Regions from separate parts of the Homo sapiens genome. Here region 1 is linked to region 2. The links are chromatin contacts, found by Hi-C or POLR2A ChIA-PET in ENCODE. All regions are on one chromosome and are shown on one strand. The core of a region is the stretch at or near the end of the contact, and the rest is flanking DNA. Distances in the headings are between cores, read along the strand shown.

Region 1 (5,641 bases), core at 2,255-4,754, 65 kb before region 2:
GCTAAGATCGCGCCACTGCACTCCAGCCTGGTAATGGAGTGAGATGCTGTCTCAAAAAGAAAAACAAAAATTCTTCCCCGTTCAATATACATCAAAATGATCTCAACTCAGAAACAATTTAAGTCACAGAAAAGTTAATTTGGGACCTAGACTGCTCCAAAGAGGATGGGAGAGGCAGATGACACACAGATAACTGTGGCATCTTGGTGTGTACTACAGCGCTAGATTCAGCTCTGAGCCTAACTAGCTATAGGGCCTTGGGCAAGTCATTTAACTTCTGTGGGCTTCAACTTTCTCATCTATAAAATAAAAATATTTGACTCGTGAGATGCAAATGAGATAATGTATATGAATCTACCCAGCATGTAACAGAAAACGTGTGAAGAGCCTGGGTACGGTGGTTCACATCTGTAATCCCAGCACTTTGGGAGGCTGAGGCAGGTGGATTGCTTGAACCCAGGAGTTTGAGACCAGCCTTGGCAACACAGCCACACCCCATCTCTACAAAAGAAAAAAAAATTAGCCAGGTGTGGTGGCATGCGCCTGTAGTCCCAGCTTCTTGGAGCTGAGGTGGAAGGACTGCTTGAGCCTGGGAGGTCAAGGCTGTAGTGAGCCATAACCATGCCACTGCAATCCAGCCTGGGCAAGAGAATGACATCCTGTCTCCAAAGAAAAAGAAAAAAAAGCTGGGTGCGGTGGCTCACACCTATAATCCCAGCACTTTGGGTGACCGAGGCGGGCGGATCACTTAAGACCAGGAGTTCAAGACCATCCTGGCCAACATGGTGAAATCCCATCTCTAGTAAAAATACAAAAAATAGCTGGGCATGATGGTGGGTGCCTGAAATCCCAGCTACTCGGGAGGCTGAGGCAGGAGAATCACTTGAACCCAGGAGTTGGAGGTTGCAGTGAGCCGAGATTGCACCACTGCCCTCCAGCCTGGGCAACAGAGTGAGACTCCTTCTCAAAAAAAAAAAGCTGGGTGGTGGTGGCATGCACCTGTGGCTCTAGCTACTCAGAAGGCTGAGGTGGGAAGACAGCTTGAGCCTGGGAGGTCAAGGCTGCACTGAATCATGATCACACCATTGCACTCCAGCCTGGATGACAGAGGGAAGACACTGTCTCAAAGGAAAAAAAAGGTGTGAAGAAAGGAGAAAAGTTTGGCCTCTGGTCCAGAGCTCAAATATCTCTAGTGCTTACTCGCTGTATGACCTGCAGCAAGTCAATTTTGCAGTGCTTCAGTTTCCACATCTGTACAATGAGGATAGTACCACCTATTTCATAGGGTTTGGGGGCTGGCCATGGTGGCTCATGCCTGTAATCCCAGCACTTTGGGAGGCCGAGACAGGAGGATTGCTTGAGCCTAGGAGTTCAAGACCAGACTGGGCAACATAGGGAAACCCTGTCTCTATAAAAAATGGAAAAAATTAGCTGGGTGTTTTGGTTAGGGAGGCTGAGGTGGGAGGAACTCTTGAGCCAGGGAGGTCAAGGCTGCAGTTAGCTATGACTGCACCACTGCACTCCAGCCTGGGTGACAGAGAGCAACCCTGTTTCAAAAAAAAAAAAAAAAAAAAAAAAAGGATTTGGGGGAGAAGTAAGAGACGATACAGGCAAAGCTCTCAGAATAGTGACTTGCATATAGTAAGTGCTCAATAAAGGTTGCCAATTTTTACTGGTTGAAAGCATAGGCTCTGATTTGCCTGAGTTTGAATCCTGGCTCTAACATTTATTAACTGTGTGATTTTGTGCGTATTTTATCTTGCTGCTGTCATCATTACAAGAGAGGTAATAAGCTTTCTTTAGAGAATTCTTACGAAGATTGAGATAAGATATGTAAAACCTAGTTCTATTTCCAGCAGTCAGTAACAGCTCTAAAAGTGTGACTTGCTATTCTTATTCTCCACATGATTATTCTCGTTTACCCTTGCAGAAAGTTTGAGCTATTCCACCTTATATTTGCAACTACACATGCAAATATGCTAGAAAGGAAGCAATTTTTTTTTTTTTTTGAGACACAGTCTCGCTCTGTCGTCCAGGCTGGAGTGCAGTGGTGCAGTGGCCCGATCTCGGCTCACTGCAAGCTCCGCCTCCCACGTTCACGCCATTCTCCCGCCTCAGCCTCCCGAGTAGCTGGGACTACAGGTGCCTGCCACCACGCCCGGCTAATTTTTTTGTATTTTTAGTAGAGATGGGGTTTCACCATGTTAGCCAGGATGGTCTCGATCTCCTGACCTCGTGATCTGCCCGCCTCGGCCTCCCAAAGTGCTGGGATTACAGGCGTGAGCCACCGCACCCAGCAAGGAAACAATTCAAATATAGGTACCCTTGTCAGGCAGGGTGACAGAGACCACCTATAGTCCCAGCTACTTAGGAGGCTGAGGTGTAAGGATTGCTTGAGCCCAAGAGTTAGAGGCTGCAGTGCGTTGTCATCACGCCTGTGAGTAACCACTGCATTCCAGCCAGGGCAACATAGGAACACCCCGTCTCTTAAATATAAGGTGCCCAGAAACCAAATGATTAAAGGATGAGGCGGGGTGCAGTGGCTCATGCCTGTAATCCCAGCACTTTGGGAGGCCGAGGTGAAGCAGACAGATCACCTGAGGTCAGGAGTTCGAGACCAATCCGACCAACATGGCAAAACCTCGTCTCTACTAAAAATACAAAAATTAGCCGGGTGTGGTGACACATGCCTGTAATCCCAGGAACATGGGAGATGGAGACAGAATTGCTTGAACCCGGGAGACGGAGGTTGCAGTGAGCCGAGATCGCGCCACTGCACTCCAGCCTAGGTGACAGAGCAAGACTCCGTCTGAAAGAAAAAAAAAAAAGGATGAGTGGGTTCCAGGTTGCAGTACAGTGTGAAAAGCATAACAGGCAAAGTTTCAGAGGCGGACAGACTTAGTGCCAATCTCCTTCACTTTCCAGCCGGGGTAACTTCCTGGGGTGTCGCACCACCTCTAAGCCTCAGTGGCTTGAACGACAAAGACGAAAGAATAATACATGATTGCTGTGAGTGTACTGGAAGATAATGCACGTGAACGTTACAGACAAGGAGTGATGTTCACCCAACTTTAATCTCCCTTCACTTCCCACCTCATGTAACAGGCCTCACAAGCCCTAAACAACACAGCCACGAGACAAGCAGGATAAGGAAGATTCAGGAGCTCTCAGATCCTAAACCTAGTTCCCTTTCCCCCAGGCCAGGGACGGCTGTTCCTCCCTGAACTCCTCGCCGAACGTTGGCCCCAGCAGGAGAGGGGCAAAAAGTAACGTCAATTGCCTCTGCCCCTGGCTCAGTTTAACTACCTCAGTTTATCCATCCTCCCACCCTCCACCCTCCAGGCGTCGCTAAAAGCCCTAAAGAAGGGCCCACGGAGCGAGGCTCTCGGAGTTCCCTTTCCCAGTCACGCTAAGTCCTCGCCTTCTCACCTCAATACTCCGGGGCTTCTCCATGAGACCTCAGTTTCGCCAAGCGTCACCAGGTGCAGGAAGCCATATTGGCCTGCCCCGTCGCTCTCCGCGAGAGCACTCATTGGTCGCCTCCCTGAGCCGCGGGCCAATCACGCTGCAGGAAGGAGGAAAAGCCGGTTCCGTGCCTGCTCCCGCCATTCTCTCCCTGTGGGCGGGGAAGCCGCGGGCGGTTATGGGAATTGTAGTTCGCATGTGTGCAGGGTGAGTCGTTACCATAGCGACGTGGAAACCAGGGGCGCTGGAAACCTGGTGCGCCTCACGCCGAGTGTTCCAATTACGCCAACCTCTTGACTTCACTGGATGTTATTCTTCCCTAAACGGTTATTGAGCACCTATGATAGTCACTGTTCCAGACTCCAGGAATAACCTCGTACTCTCCCGGGTTAGATATTTAAGGTGCCCTTTTGCTGGGATGCATAGCAGAGGGACTCATTTCCAACTCAGGCAGAAACTGGACTACTCCAGATTAAAAAGAAAAAAAAAAGGAAGAAACTGGAATACTCTGTGTGTGTGTGTGTGTGTGTGTGTGTGTGTGTGTGTGTGTGTGTGTGTGTTTTCTTGAGACGAAGTCTTGCCCTGTCGCCCAGGCTGGAGTGCCGTGGCGCGATCTCGGTTCACTGCAACCTACGCCTGCCAGGTTCAAGCGATTCTCCTGCCTCAGCCTCCCAAGTAACTGGGACTACAGGCGCCCACCACCAAGCCCGGCTAATTTTTGTATTTTTTAGTAGAGACGGGGTTTCACCAGGCTGGTCTTGAACTCCTGACCTCGGGATCCACCCGCCTCGGCCTCCCAAAGTGCTGGGATTACAGGCGTGAACCACCGCGCCCGGCTGAAACTGGAATATTCTTTTTCTCAATACTGTAAATGTCCAGCCTGCTCAAAATCTTACAACATTCCTCCTTCACCACTCTCTCCTGGGTAAAAACCTCGAATCTGAGGCTCTCTGCCTCATCCCGTTAGGGTTTCCCACAACCTCCTTAGACACCCTGAGTTCTAGGTGCTGTTGTGGAGCTTTGCAAACATCTTTTCAAACCCTTAGACATCCTATCACCGTTTGAAAGAAGAGGAAGTGGTGGCTCTTCACCACTTCAGGTTTAGGCACTTTCCAAGATCACACAGGATTGGGATTCCAAATTTAGTACAGATTCCTTCCCTATGCCATGCCGTGTCCCAGTGAATTAATTGAGACTCTAAATGCAATATGTGGAGGCTGAATACATATAAAATATATGCCTAAATTTGAAGTCCGCCGTGGAGATGTCAAACTCTTCCTAGAGGTCTTTCTTTCCTTCAACCCCTTCCACCCTAAACCCCTGTATCCATGCTGTCAACGTGTTGGTTTTTCTACCTCCAAAATATATCCTGTATTTCCTCCACCACTACCACTCTAATACAAGCCACCGGCCCATTGCAGCAGCCCTTCAACTGGTCACCCTTTCTTTCTTTCTTTTATTGATTGATTGATTGATTGAGATGGAGTCTCCCCTGTCGCCCAGGCTGGAATGCAGTGGGATCTCCACTCACTGCAACCTCCACCTCCTGTGGTCACCCTTTTTAAATCTTCACCTTTAATACACACAGGTGATCTTTAAAACTCATTGACCTGGCCGGGTGCAGTGGATCACGCCTGTAATCCCAGCACTTTGGGAGGCCAAGATGGACAGATCACAAGGTCAGGAGATCGAGACCAGCCTGGCCAAGATGATGAAACCCTATCTCTACTAAAAATACAACTATTAGCTGGGTGTGATGACGGGTGCCTGTAATCCCAGCTACTTGGGAGGCTAAGGCAGGAGAATCGCTTGAACAAGGGAGTCAGAGGTTGCAGTGAGCCGAGATTGCACCACTACACTCCAGCCTGGGCAACAGAGCAAGACTCCATCTCAAAAAATAAAAATAAAAATAAATGTTCTGGAATAAGATAGTGGTGAAAAAAAAAGAAAAAGACAGGTTGGTTCAGCAAGTGCAAAGGCCACATTGGTGGAACAGCAAGTGCAAAGGTCCTGGGGCCAACTCAAGCTTGGTATGCAATAAACAGAAAGACAGAGAGAGTAGATGGATATAGCAAAACATGGAGAGGGTGATACAAGATGAGGTTTGAGAGAAAGCTGAGACCAGGTCATTCAGGGTCTTGTGGAGTGCTTGGATTTTATTCTGTGCAAGGGAACG
Region 2 (5,665 bases), core at 2,982-5,481:
TTTGCCCCATATGATGCAGATACGAATGTATCTATTATTGCTCCATGAGGCAGCTCTTGTCATTTTAAGGAAACTTGATGAATTATTTAAAGGAACATCTTGATACTATTTTTTAAGATAAATATTTAAAGGCTGGGCGCAGTGGGTCACACCTGTAATTTCAGCATTTTGGGAGGCCGAGGTGGGTGGATATCTTGAGCTCAGGAGTTCGAGACTAGTCTGGGCAACATACAGAAACCCTGTTTCTACTAAAAAATAAAAAAAAATTAGCCAGGCATGGTGGCGTGTGCCTGTGGTCCCAGCTACTTGGGGGGCTGAAGTGGGAGGATTGCTTGAGCTTGGGAGGCATGGAGGATGCAGTGAGCCGAGATCACACCACTGCACTCCAGGCTGGGCGAAACAGACCCCATCTCAAAAATGTATATATATAAATATTTAGAGGTAAAGAAAATATACACAAACAAAAATGTCCATCTTTCACATTTCAATATATATGCCCTTAATGCAAACTATATGCATTAAGTCAAATAATCAAAAACCCTTTATCACACAACACAAGTATCCTGGAATTCCACTGCCCCCATCAGAAGCCCATGTTCAGAGATTAGTATTTACTTCTTCCAGAACTTTTTCTAGGGCATATGCCACACTTAAAAAAACTCAGACTATAACATGCATACTTCTGTCATCAGCTTTTCCTGAAACTTCGTATCTTTGCAAAAAATTAATAAGGAAAGAGTTACCTACCTTCAACTCCATTAACAACCGGGATTATTTTTTCAAGATGGTACACGTTACATAAGTTTACTATGGGCATATTTTTAGGCCAATACACATAGTCCTGCCATTGCCACTCTCTGATTCTATAATAACTGTATTCTTTGTATTAAAACAAAAAAATCAAACGTGGCCAGGTGTGATGGCTCAAGCCTGTAATCCCAGCACTTTGCAAGACCAAGGTACGCGGATCACTTGAGGCCGGGAGTTCGAGACTAGGTTGGCCAACATGGTGTGAAACCCTGTCTCTACTGAAAATACAAAACATTAGTTAGGTGTGGTGATGCATGCCTGTAATTCCAGCTGCTGGGGATGCTGAGGTACAAGAATCAACTGAATCTGGGAGGCAGAGGTTGCAGTGAGCTTAGATGGTGCCACTGCACTTCAGCCTGAGTGACAAAGAGAGACTGTTTCAAAAAAAAAACAAAAACAAAACCAACAACAAAAAAACAAATGTTAAAGAAACATGAAGATGAGAATGTTATGTTTTCTTCAACATTCTACGTAGTTCTTTCAATTTTGTTTTTTCAAAGTTTACAAACCTTATTTATTTATTTAAAGACAGGATCTCACTCTGTTGTCCAGGCTTAAGTGCAGTGGCACAATCACAGCTCACTGCAGCCTTGACCTCCTGGGCTCAAGTGATGTTCCTGCCTCATCCTCCTGAGTAGCTGGGACTACAGGCACACACCTCCATGCCTGGCTAATTTTTGTATTTTTTATAGAGACAGAGTTTCACCATGTTGCCCAGGCTGGTTCTGAACTCCTAAGCTCAAGTGATCTGCAGCCTCAGCCTCCCAAAGAGCTGGGATTACAGGCGTGAGCCACCACCATGCCCGACCACTTTTATGCTTCTATTATTTTCTGTGTATCAGGTTAAGGTAAGAATCTCATTCTACAAAATGTCAGATTTAGTACGAGCTAAAGGTCAACATATACTTAAGGCTGATACTCAGTTCCACTACCACTTATTCCTGCTTACATCAGTACCATACTGTTTATACTGACATTAGAATACAATTTAATATCTCACAGACTTTAAACTTGGCTCAGAACTTCACCCAGAACTTGAGTAAATTCTACCAAAACCAAGTATCTCAGGTATGTCCACTTGTTTTTTTTTTGAGACAGAGTCTCGCTCTGTTGCCCAGGCTGGAGTGCAGAGGCACAATCTCGGCTCACTGCAAGCTCCGCCTCCCGGGTTCACACTGTTCTCCTGCCTCAGCCTCTTGAGTAGCTGGGACTACAGGTGCCCGCCACCATGCCCGGCTAATTGTTTTGTATTTTTAGTAGAGATGGGGTTTCACCGTGTTAGCCAGGATGGTCTCCATCTCCTGACGTCATGATCTACCCGCCTCGGCCTCCCAAAGTGCTGGGAGTACAGGCATGAACCACCGCACCCAGCCTGTCTACTTTTTTTAATCTTTAGTTACTACTCAAGTCCAAATCATGTACTGAAGCAGTCTCAACTCTAATCTTGACTTTTTCATTCCTGAAAATTTGTTCTAACTACTCAAAAAATCTGTGTTTTTCCTTACTATTGGGCAGCCTCCATGTATACTATTTCCTCAGCAATGTTGCTCCTCCCAACTTTTTACACATTACAAAACAGTACCTGGCACACTTCAGTTAGCAAATGAGGCTGCTAAAGGCCAGTGGTAACCAATGGTTCTCTACTTTACTACTTCAATGAATGAAAGAGATGAACTTCTCAGCCCACCTATAATCTACTGATCGTATGAGGTTTACTGCCCGCTGGCTCAGTTGGCACTTCTTAGAGGTCATTAGCATTTCCTAACTCAGTAAATGCAGGTTTTTCCTATCACAGCCTTGCTCACAGCACTTACAGCCTGTGCCATTCCTGAAAATGGTGTGCCTGCTCCATATTTCACTACTTTGATCGTACCAATAAGTCAACGATTGAGTAAGACTATTTATCATAGTCTTGGCTATCTGGTTAATTCATCAGGTCAACAATGATGCTATAATCAGAAACTGAAGCTGTCAAAATGTAATTTTAAATGATGCTTCTAGGCAGGGAGTGGTGGCTCATGCCTGTAATCCTAGTACTTTGGGATGCCAAGGTGGGCGGATCATTTGAGGCCAGGAGTTTGAGATCAGCTAGGCCAACATGGCAAAACCCTGTCTCTACGAAAAATACAAAAATTAGACAGGCGTGGTGGCATGTGCCTGTAATCCCAGCTACTCGGAAGGCTGAGGTGGGAGAATTGCTTGAACCTGGGAGGCGGAGGCTGCAGTGATCCAAGATCATGCCACCGTACTCCAGCCTGGGTGACGGAGTGAGACTCTGCCTCAAAAAAAAAGAAAAAGAAAAAAAAAAAAAGAGTTCCTAGACTTAGAATATTTTATGTCAAGTAGAAAGTGTGACAGTGTAATATGATATTATGTGTGTTACAGGGCTCCTGAACCTGGTCAGCCTACAAACATTTACTGGCTACTTACCACACAAGCCAGTCTCAGAGAAATCTGTGAACATCTGTATGTAGGCTATTGCTTTCTAGATGTCACTATTAGAGAAGTTTACACCTTGGGCTCTAAAAACAATTCCAGATTATCAAGGTATGTTAAGTACCATGCCCAGACATCTTAAATATACTTGTTCTGCTTCTGTTTTTACTAGTAGATGAGTTATTTTCTTTGCAAAGGCAAATGGTTATTTAAAAAACTCTAGAATAGTTACACAAGCTTACAGAAATTAATGACTTTAGATAGAAACTATTTTATTATCAATTTCTCTCAAACAGAAATATAACAAAAACCACTTACTAGAAGTCATTCCTGGTTGCGGCTGTCCCATGTTAGGCCCTGGATTCATGGAAACTGGAACCATGCCTGCAGCATTTGGTAGCATGTTCTGCTTCTGTAGTCTGGTCCTTCGTTTTTCTTCTAGTTCTTTCTGGATCTTATAGATTTTCTCAGCTAGAAGGTGGTAGTATTCCGCCTTTTGAATTGTTGAAGTAAAATAAGGGAGATGAGGAAAAAAGGAACTACCACCAGGTAACAGAAAAAATAAACTGAGAATAGATATTAGTTTCATTTTATATGCTGCATTAAGAACTGGTGCCAATTTAGAAAGGAAAGTTCAACTTATGTAGAGAATCTGAACTACCGTGAACAACAGTTAAGTCGCTACTTCATTATATTCTAGTGAAAAGAGAACACAGCTGGTAACAGCTCAGCACCACCCCACTCCTGTTTTTGAGAGAGACAAGGTCTCCCTCTGTCACCAGCAGCGCAATCCCGAATCACTGCAGCTTGACTTCCAAGGCTCTGGTGATTCCCCCACCTCAGCCTTTTGAGCAGCTGGGACAACAGGCACGTGCCACCATGCCTGGCTAATTTTTTGTAGAGATGGGGTTTTGCTATGTTGCCCGGGCTGGTCTCCAACTCCTAGGCTCAAGTGATCCGCCCACCTCAGACTTTCAAACTGCTGGGATTACAGGCACCGAGCCACTGCACTCGGCCAGCTCAGCCACTTTTTAGGTTGACAGGACAACCAGATAAAGTGCCACATGAGTGCACTGTATTAGGAGGAAAAACATAAGATTCTTGATGACATACACTTAAGAAACTGCTTTGGTATCCTAACTATGCTTGGGGACAATAAGACGGGATAGCTACAGCGTGTCCCCCGTCTGAAGCATATGTACTACTTGTACATGCTAAAGAGGAATAAAATAACCACAACAGGTTCAATCTTGGCTATTAATAGAAAAAAACCAGACACTCACTCGATTGTTTGCAGATTCATACATGTCCCCTTCAACTTTCCGAGCATATGCAACTAGGTTTTCCATCCGTCTGTCTTTTAAAGCAGCAGGATCCGGCGTAGGAAATATGGCTTGGACGCTGGAAAAAGAAAATCCTACCACTGTAATATCATGTCAGCATTTAATTAGTATTTTTCTGATTTTTATACACTGAACACATAGAGGAAAAGAAAAAATAATGGCAAGGTGATATATATTACTTACTGAAATGAAATTATCTTTTTGTGATAAACAAAAGAATTTTTGTCTATATTTCCGTTCACAATATAAGAAATGACTCTATAAAAAATACTCTTTGGTCCCTGTTACTCTAGACATAAAGCAAAATATTACTTTGGGTTACATACTAAAGACAGTGAGGAAAACAGGCCTTGTCATAGTATCAAGTAGCCTTCAGAGTTCCATCTGCTCTTCTAAATTTATTATTTAGCTTACTGAAATAAAATTCAGTAACCACTCTAAAATGTTAAAACATCAAAAACTTGAACTGTTCTGACAAAGGCTTATAAAAAACAAACAAAAAACCAAAAACCTGAAGTGGACAGACCAGAAATGCGTAATGATTCTGTTAGATTCAGTTTTTCACTTTCATGCAATTCCCTAACAAAATGTTTTGCACTAGTATCTCTTATGACTGACAAATGTGATCTTTAGGCACTAATTTTATTTGGACATCCCGTACTCAGTTGCATAGGACTTGAAGGAACCAGATCAAGAAGATATAAATGGAAGTCCAGAATAATACCAAGTTGGTAGAAAACTCGAGCATATATAATAAACTTTTAACGTAAAGTCAAATGATCAACCCCAAATAATCATCTCTGTCCATTAAATAAAAGTTCCTGAATAGTCTGTCACAAAATAAGAGATCGGTTATTCTTTATTAAAGGAATAATTTCATTAAACTTGTGAAGTTCTTTCCTTGTCAAATTCCGTTACTTAGTGCTACCACTGAAGAATTCCTGGCTGGACACAGTGGCTCAACGCCTATAATCCCAGCCCTTTGGGAGGCCAAGGCAGGTGGATCACCTGAGGTCAGGAGTTCGAGACCAGCCTGGCCAACACGGCGAAACCCCATCTCTACTAAAAATACAAAT

Evidence for each region. Hi-C counts contacts between places; a loop is a spot of excess contacts on that map. ChIA-PET counts read pairs that join two places held with the same protein, here RNA polymerase II (POLR2A).
Region 1: a map of adrenal gland shows a loop between it and region 2 (3-fold over the local background). The contact joins the promoter of L3MBTL2 here to the enhancer-like site in region 2. A Hi-C loop is called at or near these places in 1 of 168 maps with a recorded cell type or tissue (adrenal gland). POLR2A ChIA-PET finds 5 or more read pairs at or near these places in 5 of 52 experiments (CD8-positive, alpha-beta T cell, GM12878, HEK293T and 2 more).

The regions. Positions count from the first base shown.
Region 1 is chr22:41,203,175-41,208,815 of GRCh38, reverse strand. L3MBTL2 (L3MBTL histone methyl-lysine binding protein 2) reads right to left here and starts at 3,504. Exons shown (of 17, transcript NM_031488.5): 1 at 3,430-3,504. The coding sequence starts at 3,453. RefSeq lists an enhancer at 2,160-2,660.
Region 2 is chr22:41,139,122-41,144,786 of GRCh38, reverse strand. It overlaps EP300 (EP300 lysine acetyltransferase), which reads right to left. Exons shown (of 31, transcript NM_001429.4): 9 at 4,530-4,647; 10 at 3,565-3,739. Among named protein-coding and RNA genes, the nearest start is that of EP300, 49 kb to the right of the region's middle. Within about 2 kb of position 4,231, at least 3 of the 41 ENCODE cell types and tissues checked have a DNase peak (open chromatin) inside an H3K27ac peak, as active enhancers do.